Regions from separate parts of the Mus musculus genome. Here region 2 is linked to region 1. A link is a loop called in an ENCODE intact Hi-C map of the cell type or tissue named here. Cell type or tissue: heart. All regions are shown on one strand. Each heading gives the region's core, and the rest is flanking DNA. Links, peaks and the distances in the headings are about the cores only. Region 1 has its middle 9.6 kb from the start of Rbm19. Region 2 has its middle 61 kb from the start of Gm42015.

The links. Hi-C counts contacts between places; a loop is a spot of excess contacts. Peaks named below come from ENCODE experiments on the same cell type or tissue, not always from the same donor. Only the 100,000 strongest peaks of a DNase experiment are listed, where the experiment ranks them.
Region 2: it touches region 1 in a loop (2.6-fold over the local background); 16 of 42 quality-filtered maps call a loop at or near these places.

What each region holds. Positions count from the first base shown.
Region 1 is chr5:120,104,181-120,109,554 of GRCm38, reverse strand. No RefSeq gene overlaps it. Among named protein-coding and RNA genes, the nearest start is that of Rbm19, 9.6 kb to the left of the region's middle. In heart, for the core only: CTCF peaks have their summits at 2,709 and 2,928 (motif pointing right); no DNase peak of the experiment used is centred there; H3K27me3 peaks cover 1,268 bases.
Region 2 is chr5:118,779,199-118,784,572 of GRCm38, reverse strand. No RefSeq gene overlaps it. Among named protein-coding and RNA genes, the nearest start is that of Gm42015, 61 kb to the left of the region's middle. In heart, for the core only: no CTCF peak of the experiment used is centred there; a DNase peak (open chromatin) is centred at 2,822; H3K27me3 peaks cover 3,413 bases.

The sequences.
Region 1 (5,374 bases), core at 89-5,088:
TTCATAGACTTTGATTTTTATTATTTTTCATGAACTGCTGTTATTAAAACACACAACTAAATATAGCCTCCCCCAGAGACGGCTGCAACTCAGAAAGGTGTTTTAAAGGCATTAAAAGAAAACGGAATGCTCTTTATGAATCCCGTGTCCCCAAGCTGGGCTGCGAAATATGGTTACCACATGTCCAGAAAACCACTCCGTTCATGGCCTTCTGTTCCTGTGCATTAATAAGCTTGCTCACCTTAACTTTATTGCGCCCTTCTTGCCCTCCTGCCTTGCTCCCTACCTCTTGGCCCCCCTTTCCCTCTCCTTCTAGCATTTGAAACTTGGGGGCACCTAGGACCCCCAGGTTGGCTTCGCTGACATCTCAGGAATTAAAAACATCAACAACTCAGGGTGGTCCCTGCAGCTCCAGCCACTGTGGTTCTGGGATGGATTCAGGACCCTGAGCACCAGAACCAGCCCTGAGGGGGTGGGCTTCCCAACCAAGGAAAGGCAAGCAGCAAGGAGATATTCTAGAAGGGTCTAGAACAATGGTTCTCAACCTGTGGTCTCAACTCTTTGGGGTGCAACGACCCTTTCATGGGGGTCACTCGAGGCTGGAAAACACAGATATTTACACTGCAATTCATAACAGTAGCAAAATTGCAGTTATGAAGTAGCAATGAAAATAATTTTATGGCTGGAGGTCAACACAACAAGAGGCACTGAATTAATGGGTTGCAGCATTAGGAAGGTTGAGAACCACTGCTCTAGAAGACAGAAGGGAATTTCAAACGAACTCTGTGTTTCCTATGTGGTTTGTTGTTGTTGCTGCTGATGCTTTTTGTCCCAATGCATGGGACCACCAAGAACCCTGGTAGTGCTGGTGAGACCCTGTGTGATGGTTAATGTTATTTTAAATAGTTATTTAGCATATGTGTGTGTGTGTGTGTGTGTGTGTGTGAGAGAGAGAGAGAGAGAGAGAGAGAGAGAGAGAAGGAGAGAGAGAGCATGCACAAGTACACACACGTGTACAAGTCAGCCGTCAATGGCGGTGTTTCTCCAAATGTCGCTCTCTGCTTTATTTTGGGACAGGGAACATCCCTCACTGAACCCAGGGCCACCCATTCAGCAAGGCTGGCTCAACAGACAGTTCCAGGAATCCTTCTGTCTCCAACCCCCAGTGCTGAGATTAGGGTCTCATTCAGCTTTCCCCATGGGTTCCAGGACTAAACGAGGACTAAACTCAGGCCCTTCTGTTTGCATAACTATTACTCTATGGTCTACACAGCCTCCCTTCTCTGTGTGGGTCCCACCTCCCCTACATAGGATACAGATATGTTGAGGTTTGGTCTTTTGCTATGTTTTATAATGCTAACTACTGGCCCCCAAAATCTGGTTGTCCCCAAGGAGGAGAGACTCTGCACATAGACCCAAGAGACACTATGTGTCCTTGCCACCCCCCCCCAATTATTGGTGTGTAAAGATGCTGCAGCCTATAGCTGGGCAGAATTGAGATAGGTGGGGCCTGGGTTTCTGGGCTTGGAGTCTGAGGAAAACAGGGGGGGAGGAGGAGGAAGAAGAAGAGGAAGAGAAGGAGGAGGAGGAAGAAAAGGCAGAAGGAGAAGAGGAGGAAGAGGAGAACGAGGAGGAGGAGGAGGAGGAGGAGGAGGAGAGGAGGAGGAGGGGGAGGAGGAGGAGGAGGAGGAGAAGAAGAAGAAGAAGAAGAAGAAGAAGAAGAAGAAGAAGAAGAAGAAGAAGAAGAAGAAGAAGAAGAAGAAGAAAAAGAAGGTGGTGCAGAGAAAAGATGTTGTGGGGTAAGAATCTTGAAATTGGGCTGGAGAGATGGTTCTGCAGTTAAGAGCACTGACTGCTCTTCCAGAGGTCCTGAGTTCAAATTCTAGCAACCACGTGGTGGCTCACAACCATTTGGAATGGGATCTGATGCCCTCTCCTGAAGACAGCTACATAAATAAATAAACCTTTTAAAAATTTATATATATGTTTATATATATATGTATGTATGTGTATATGTATATATGTGTATATATATAAAATCTTGAAATCATGGCCATGAGGACTGGCCAATTGGAGTTAAAAGCAGTCCAGATGGAGCATGGCAAGTTATACTGTGGCATGATTGTCAGGGATGTAGACATAGAGGATAGATACCTGCCCAGCTCTAGTGCTGATTAAGTCTTATAATAATAATAATAATTAATAATTATTAATAATAATAAGTTGTGTGTCTTTCATCCAGGAACCGAGTGATCAAAGGCGGGGTAGGAGCCCCTGATTGAGATTAAATAATTTCTATAGCACAGCTGTCATTTAAATTTCCAATGAACATCTCTTTTACAACAATTTCATTTCACCTTCCCCATACCCAATGCTCACCCGGAGAAGAGCAGAGAGACTTGGACTGGGGACTAGATTCCATGTCTGATACTTCCTGCTGTGTGACTGTGGGTAAGTCAGTTACCCTCTCTGAAATCCTCATGCCTCCTTTGTAAAACAGGACTCATCATACACACCTGTGTACCCCTGAGAGTTCAAAAGAATAAATTCACACCAGTCCTCACAGTGCCAACAGCAGGAACAACAAAACTATGTTGCGCTGTAGAAACCAGCTCTTCCCAACCTCACAAGAACTGAGGGATATGTCTGTAATTATGGAGGACATATGGGAGCACAGAGGTGTGGGCGTATCTGAGTTTGCCCAGCCAGTAGTATCTGTCAGGGATGTAGCGCAGAGTCTCACTCACTATGATGTGGGTTCGGCGCCAGAAGCTTCCTGTAGCACCGGCTACTGGGACTCAGTCTCCTTTGCTAACAGCCGGCCCCCATCCCTCTAGCTCCCCCACCCCACTCCCAACAGCACCCCTTGAGTCCTCCCAAGGCTGTTAGGAAAGCGGCCTGCAATTCCACAACACTGCCAGCAGGGGGAAGGAGAGGACCGTGGATCAGCGCTAACAACCCTGGCTTTCTTTGGCCCCTTAAGATTCTTATCCAGACCAGCACAGGGCACGCTTGGTTACAGTTGGCTGGTAAGTATCTCTGCAAACACGAACAGATTTGAATACTGAGTAACTGAAGGAAGCCAGAGAGCCACCCATCTGGGGATGGCAGGATTTGTCAGGGTCCCAGGCAGGGAGGACCCCGGAGGTGTGAGAGTGGCAAAGAAACACCAGGAGATCCTGGGAACGTGGACTTTGAATGTGTAGTCAGTCCGTAGTAGGCCAAGAAGTGGCTCTTCAGTTCCCCTGGGCAAGCAGTCTTGCAGATGTGGTGACAATGTTATGGGCCTTAAGATGGGAAACATTTCGGGAATGGCCCAATGGGCATTTTTGGCATTGCTTCTATCCTAAGAGAGAGAAGAATGACAGGCATTGAGGCCATGCAAGGACAGGGTCAGACTTCAAGATGGCAAGACGTGGGCCCACAAGCCGAGGGAGACTGACAATGTCCTACAAATGGAAGACCCAGGGTCAACTTCTTCTCCCTTGACCATTTAGGGCAGTGGTTCTCCACCTGTGGGTCGAGACCTCTTTTTTTTGGGGGGGGGGTCTAAAACCCTTTCACAGGGATCGCTTAAGATGATCAGGAAACACAGATATTTACATTTCCATACACAACGGCAGCAGAATTACAGTTACGAAGCAGCAACAAAGATAATTTTATGGTTGGGAGTCGCCACACCGTGAGGACCCAGTTAAAGGGTCGCAGCGTTAGGAAGGTTGTGAGATCCACTGGGCTCTAGGAGTACCCTGGTTCTTCTGACCCCAGTTTTCACCCAGAGAAACTAATTTGGGGCTCCGTGTTTAAGAGCTGAGAGTGAGGGGAACATTTACTCATTTTTGTTGTTGCTTTCGGTTTTGCTTTTTTGCTCTTTTGAGACAGGGTTTCTCTGTGTAGCCCTGGCTGTCCTGGAACTCACTCTGTAGACCAGACTGGCCTCGAACTCAGAGATCTGCCTGCCTCTGCCTCCCAAGTTCTGGGATTAAAGGCGTGCACCACCACTGCCTGGCGAGGGGAACATTTGTATTGCTTCAATTTGCTTGTGTAGATTGGTCAGAAGCATGGAATGGAAGGGTTTCAAGATCCCCCTCGGCAGGGACTGGTGGACAGAGACCCAGAGGGAGGGGCCCGCCTGTCTGCTATTCCATCTGTGAGCGCCTGTCAGCCTTCCCATTGGCTGATGTAATCAGGAAGGAGAAAGAGGGGCTAGGGAGCCCCTGTGTATGCACGCATGTGGGGCTCATTTCTGCTCACCCTCTGGACACAGAGCTGGGCTGGAGTTGTGCGGGACGTAAGAGTGTCCAGCCCACCTATGCAGCCAGCAGAGGCTCCTCGGCTTTGAGGGCATCTCCAGGGTTCAGGGAAATTTTTACCCTTCAACACCACAAAGTTCATCCCTGTGGGCTTGACATTGGGGCTTTGAGGATGTGTTCCCAAAAGTGCCTTTTCTGATGGGGGTGTGTGGGGTTCACATCTCTGGTTGCAAGCCTCAATCCTGAGCTTGGGAAAGCTGGGTCACAGTGTCCCTGAGTCAGGAGCTCCACCCTTGAGGAACCTCCCAGCCATCCTCACTCTCTCCACATGCCTCACAAGCAGGAGTAATTGATTACCATGTAGTGGACCACAGCAGCAACAGGAGGCCAGTCATAAGTCAGAAGAAAGGATAGAAGCCAGGAAGTGGTTGCCACCATAGGTGGCAACCTTATCTCCGACCTCCCAAGCTGTGTCACCTCGGGAAAGATGCTTAACCTCTCTGTACAGGTTAAACCTCCTCTCCCAGAGCAGGGACAGCACTCGAGGTCTTGTGGCTTCCGTAGAAAGTTGCCTTTGTCACTCTTCATCTTTAGAAATTCAGATGTGGGGCTGGAGAGATGGTTTAGCAGTTAAGAGCACTGACTGCCCTTCTGGAGGTCCTGAGTTCAAATCCCAGCAACCACATGGTTGCTCACAACCATCTGTAATGAGATCTGACACCCTCTTGTGGTGTGTCTGAAGACAGCTACAGTGTACTTATATATTAGAAGAGCTAAAAAAAAAAAAAAAAAAAAAAAAAATAAGGACCTGGGCATGGTGGCGCATGCCTTTAATCCCAGCACTTGGGAGGCAGAGGCAGGCGGATTTCTGAGTTCGAGGCCAGCCTGGTCTACAGAGTGAGTTCCAGGACAGCCAGGGCTACACAGAGAAACCCTGTCTCGAAACAACAAACAAACAAACAACAACAACAACAACAACAAAAGAAAGAAAGAAAAGGAAAGAAAAGAAAAGAAAAAGAAATTCAGATGTGTTCTGGATCCCCAGGTAGGGAGCAGCTTGAGGACTTGGGGGAACAGAGTGACTGGGACTCACTGTGGTTTCTGGGATTCTGAAGGCTCCT
Region 2 (5,374 bases), core at 253-5,252, 1.3 Mb after region 1:
TGGGCAAGAGAGATAGAGCCAGGAAGCCAGACTCGCTTCAAAGATGCCAAGTCTCCAAGGGCAGCAGGTAACATTATAATGCCCCATGGTATCCACAGGGCTTGGCCTTGCAACAAGTTCAAGTCTGTTATCGTTCAAATGGAATCTACATGTATCTTTCCTAGTACTTAACTCCCGTCTAGGTGGCCTAAATATGCTGTAGCAACTGAGAGGAACACGGTCTGTACACAGTGTAGTCGCCGATTTTTTTCCATTAATTTATTTACTGACTCACTTTACAACCCAATATCACCCCCGCTTCTTCCCAGTCCCCTCTTCACATAACTTCTCTCCTCATTCCTCCCGCCCCTTCTCCTCTGAGAAGAGGAATCCTCCCCTCCCAGGGGATCGCCCCACCCTGACACATCAAGTCATTGCAAAACTAGGTGCGTCGTCTCCCACTGAGGCAAGACAAGGCAGCCCAGAGAGGGGAATGGGATCTACAGGCAGGCAACAGATTCAGGGTCAGCCTTCATTCCAGTTGTTGGGAGACCTGCATGAAGACCAAGTTTCACATCTACATATGGAGGGGGGCAGGGGGTAGGGGAAGGGGGGCAGGAGGGGTCTAGGTCCAGCCCATGCTTGCTCTTCCGTTCAGTCTCTGGGGGCCCCCAAGGGTCCAAGTTAGGTGACTCTGTTGGTCTTCCTGTGGGGCTCCTAATCACTTTGGAGCCCTCAATCCTCCCCCAACTCTTCCACGAGACTCTATCTAACATTTGCCTGTGGGTCTCTGCCTCTGCTGGGGGACCCGTAAACTAGATCCTATCTGCCATCCTGACAGTGTCATTAATAATGCCAGGGATTGGTTCTTGCCCATGGGATGGGTCTCCATTTGGGCCAGTCAGTAGTTGCAGCCTTTTAATTTCCTATTTCCAATCTACAGTTCTTGTGCCCACAGACCCAGAAGCCATAAATGCCGAGGGCCGGTGTTGCAGCCCCTAACGGCAGTGGTTAGTGGTCACCCCAGCTCTAGCCACAGAGTTAAAAGCAAGCAAATGGGCATTCATTCCCATGGAAGCTGGTGTGGGTCACAGCCAGGGCTGGGAGGTTAGTGGGCAGGTGATACAGGGTCAGCCACTCTCATGGGTGGTGGATACCACGTGACATGGCAATGGGCATCCAAAGATGTCAGGCTACCCCCTGAGAGATCTTTCAGGATCAGCTGTCCCCTGAGAGATCTCATGTGCCCCCACACCCATGCATGAGGGGTGCAACTGCCCAGCACTGAAGCCAGAGGAGCTTGCGGGAGGCGGCAAGCTTATGGCTTTCACTGTTCAGCTCAATGGGCCTTTGTTTCCCCATCTGTATAAGTGAAGCTAGGCCAAGTCTGATCCCTAAGTCGTTGGGTCGCAGGTGCCGTTTTCCTTCTGTAGAACGGGGGCTCCCTGGGGCAGCACCTTTCAGACACCAATGGCATCACAGGACCTCAGCCATCTTCTTTAGTAGGCTTCTGTAGTCGGTACCATCTGTAACTCCAGTTCCAGCAGATCTGATGCCCTTCTGTGATGTCCTAGGGCACCAGGCACACACATGACACCCAGAAATACTGTATGTAATACAGGGAGAGAACCTAGATGTGTAAAATAAGATAAATATGAATTTTGAATAAATAATAAAACACATTTGCATGAAGTCTGAATTAGAAGTGAATAACGGAGCCAATCTTGTCATTGTGCAAAGGTTACAGGCATGTCCAAATACTAGGAATGCAGTGTTGCAGGGCAGAGCAACAGTGCAGGATCCTGTCCCACATGAAGCCCACTGCTGACCCCATGTGTGTTCTTGAAGGCGAGTCCCATTTACACACACACACACACACACACACACACACACACACACACACACGGTACTGAAAAGAATCCAGGGCGTGTCCAGCATACATTAGTTGGTGAGTACCCAGAAGGTGGAAGACCACAGAACGTGAGCCCAAACAGAAGTCCGCTGGGTGCTCAGAGACACACAACATCTCCCTGTGCAAGCACAGCACACTGGGAGAAAGGATGGGAAAGACACAAGAGTCTGGACCTGGACAGAGGCGGTTTGCTGAGGGTGGGAGGGTCTGCCTTCCAGGAAACAAGACTAGTTACAGACCCTCCGCAGTCTCAGTTTACAAAGTCCTCAGAGGACAGTGACAGGCTGTCTGAGGCTGACAAAGCACTGGCCACAGGCAGCCTGGGTGCTGGTAAGGACACACCATCGGGGCTTGTGTCCTGCAAGCAGATACAGCTGTGGGCTGTCAATCAAAAATAGTCATACAATCAGAATGGTGTCATCCTAGTACTTGGGATAGAGGATCAACAGAGATTTCAGGGCAGCCTGAGCTACATGGTAAGTTCCAGGCTAGCCAGGTCTAAACAGTGAGACCCTGTCTCAAAAATAATTGAACAAACAGTAATACAAACCCAGACTGTGTTCGAGCCTTGGCTTGGCCACAAACAGACAGTGTGACCCTGGGTAAGTTGCACGTTCCCCTTCATGGCATCAGCTCACCCAGCCTGCCCCTTGCTTGCTGAGTGCTGTGTGGCCTCGAGCAAATAGCCTTGCCTCTCGGATCCTCTCAAGTCATTTCTGTAGTGGGTACTTGGGAACGTTATCTCGGGGTCCTTACGACCCCAGTAGAGCAAAAAGGGCCTTGCACACCACACTAGCACACTGTTAGCTCTGCAGGTCTCACCTGGGTTGCCTCAGTCTGCCCCCCTCATCACCATCCCAGGCTCCAGCTGCCCAGGTGACATGGCGCCAAAGCTCGGCTGCTGCCCGGTCTGTGGCGACACCTGCTGGCCACATGTGGAAGGACACGAGCTCCGCTCCGCTAGATGGATGGATGCACCTGATGCGGGTGCGGGACTCAAGGACTTGAGGTTGCATCGCTCCTAAGAACTCGGGGCTACCGTCCTGGAATGTAGAGCTAAGACCCTGGGGTCGGAAGGAAGCAGGATCTCCACAAGGAACTAGGCTAAGAAACTGGAGGACAGGAGACTGAGAAAGATGCCCTCCACAGCGGCTGCTACCACGGAAACCGACGAAGGGGGAGTGGGATCCGCACCCCTACCTCACCCCACAGTGAGGCATTGAAACATCTAGAAATTACAGAGTCTATTTAGTTCGTGGTGCCTGCCATTAGTGTCCACGGATCTATTATTCAGTAAGAGCCATGCTTTGACCCTGTAACCCTGTGACCCTGCGACAGCATTGGGGATGCTCTGCTCCTCTGATGTTACCCTACAGCCTAATTGGATCTGAGAAGGTCCTTCTCCCTGGAATTCTGACGCACAGCGCCCCTTCCAACTGCCCAAGACCTACACAGAGGGACGAGTCCCCTAATGGAGGAAATTTGGGACCAGCAGAGGAAATGACCAAACACTGAATAGCAGACCAATGGGTGTTTCAGCTCCGACTCAGGGAGGTCAGGTTAGGGAGGGAGGGACAGGTCACTGATAAGAGATGAGGATAGTGAAAGACACAGGAGAGGAGAGGGAAGGGGAAGTGGGGAGGAGAGGGAGAAGCAGGGGACAGTGAAGGGTATGGAAGGAGGAGAAGACAGTCTCTTGTAGCCCAGGCTAGCCCTGGACTCTGAACTTGCTTATATAGTAGAGAATGACCTTGAATGCCTGACCCCTCCTGAGTCACACAGGGCTTCACCAGTGAGTGTGTGACAGTGTCGCTAGGTTAGCTGAGTGTGTGGCCTTAATGGGAGCTTCTGGGTGGACTATGGCAGACCCACCTCGTGTGAGCCTGGGAAGAAGGACCCTATGAGAAAGGGCCAAATGCTGTGCCCATCACTAACATGAGAGTTAGAGGGAGGGGAAGAGGGGAGCAGAGATCTGAGCTGGCGGCAGGCAGCTTGATTTTCCTACAGCAGGCACAGCGGCACCATGACAGCGGCTATTTGGAAGATGCTTATGCGGCCACAAGCCTAAACTTAATGCCAGCGCCGAGGAGGCAGAGGCAGGCAGATCTCTGAGTTCAAGGCCAGCCCGGTACACAGGGTGAGTTCCAGGTCAGCCAGGGCTATAGAGAGAAACCCTGTCTCAGGCTGTGATCCAGAGGTGGAGGCAGGGAGTTCAATACCAGTCTCTGTGTTCTCTGACTTATTTATCATTCAGATAAAGATAAATGTGCCCTGCAGATCCTCATTGGCTGAAGTAGCTCATGAAGGACAGGCCTTGACGGTTCTATCCACCTCAGCTTCTGGTCGAAGCTCTTCACGCCTCAGGCACAGTCACGGGAGGAGCCACGTTTATCCTAAAGTCGCAAGCTCCCACCACCAAAGGTGAGCCAACTCTAACTACCTTCCCCACCATGAAACACTGAATCCTCAGAAACCAGGAACCAAAATACTTTCTGTGCTACCCCAGGCCAGTTAAGTCAATCGACAGCTTGGTTTTTTTTTTTTTTTTTTTTGTTTTTTTTTTTGTTTTTTAAAATGGGCCAAAGACATTAATAGAAACATCACCCATGAAAACATACAGACCAAAGAGGTTTATAAAGTTCAAGGTAACCCTTACACACGGGGAGCTGGAGATTAACCTGGAATACATTAGATCATCCAAGCAAATAAACTCCATATGTAAATTTATATTTAGGGTGGACATATGCTTTGGCACTCACGTGGGGGTCAGAGGGCAACTTTTGGAACTCAGTTCTTTCCTTCCTCCATGTGGGTTCCAGGGAATCAAACTCACGATCATCTGGCTTGGGTGCAATCGCCCTTTCCCTGAGCCGTTTTGCCAGCCCTTAAGTATAGAAAAACTCATACTCCTGTCCATTGTATAAAGCCTTCACGTGGATGCTTAGAATGGGTCTACTCATAACTGCCAAACACTTAAAACAGCCAAGGTGTTCTTTAGTAAGTAAAGCTACGAATAAACTGGAGAGATCTAGCAGGGACTGACGTCACTCAGGACTTTAAAGAAATGAGCTAAACTGGGTGTGGTGGCGCACACCTTTAATCCCAGCACTCGGGAGGCGGAGGCAGGCGGATTTCTGAGTTCCAGGCCAGGCCAGGCCAGGCCAGCCTGGGTACACAGAGAAACCCTGTCTCACAAAAACAAAAACAAACAAACAAAAAAGAAATGAGTTGCGGGGGGGGGGGGGTATGGAAAGACACTGGAGGGAAGGTAAGTATACACAAGCACGTGAGGTCGCTGAGGAAGGCTGCGCGCCATACAGTCCCTACTCTTGAATGTTCTAGAACAGGGAGATACATGAAAAAGAAAGTTCCCTGCATGGTGGCCTTGATTGTCAACGGGATCTAGCCTCACACAGAGACAAGCCGCTGGGCACACCTATGAGTGAGTTTTCAGCTTAGATAAACTGACAAGGGAAGATCCAC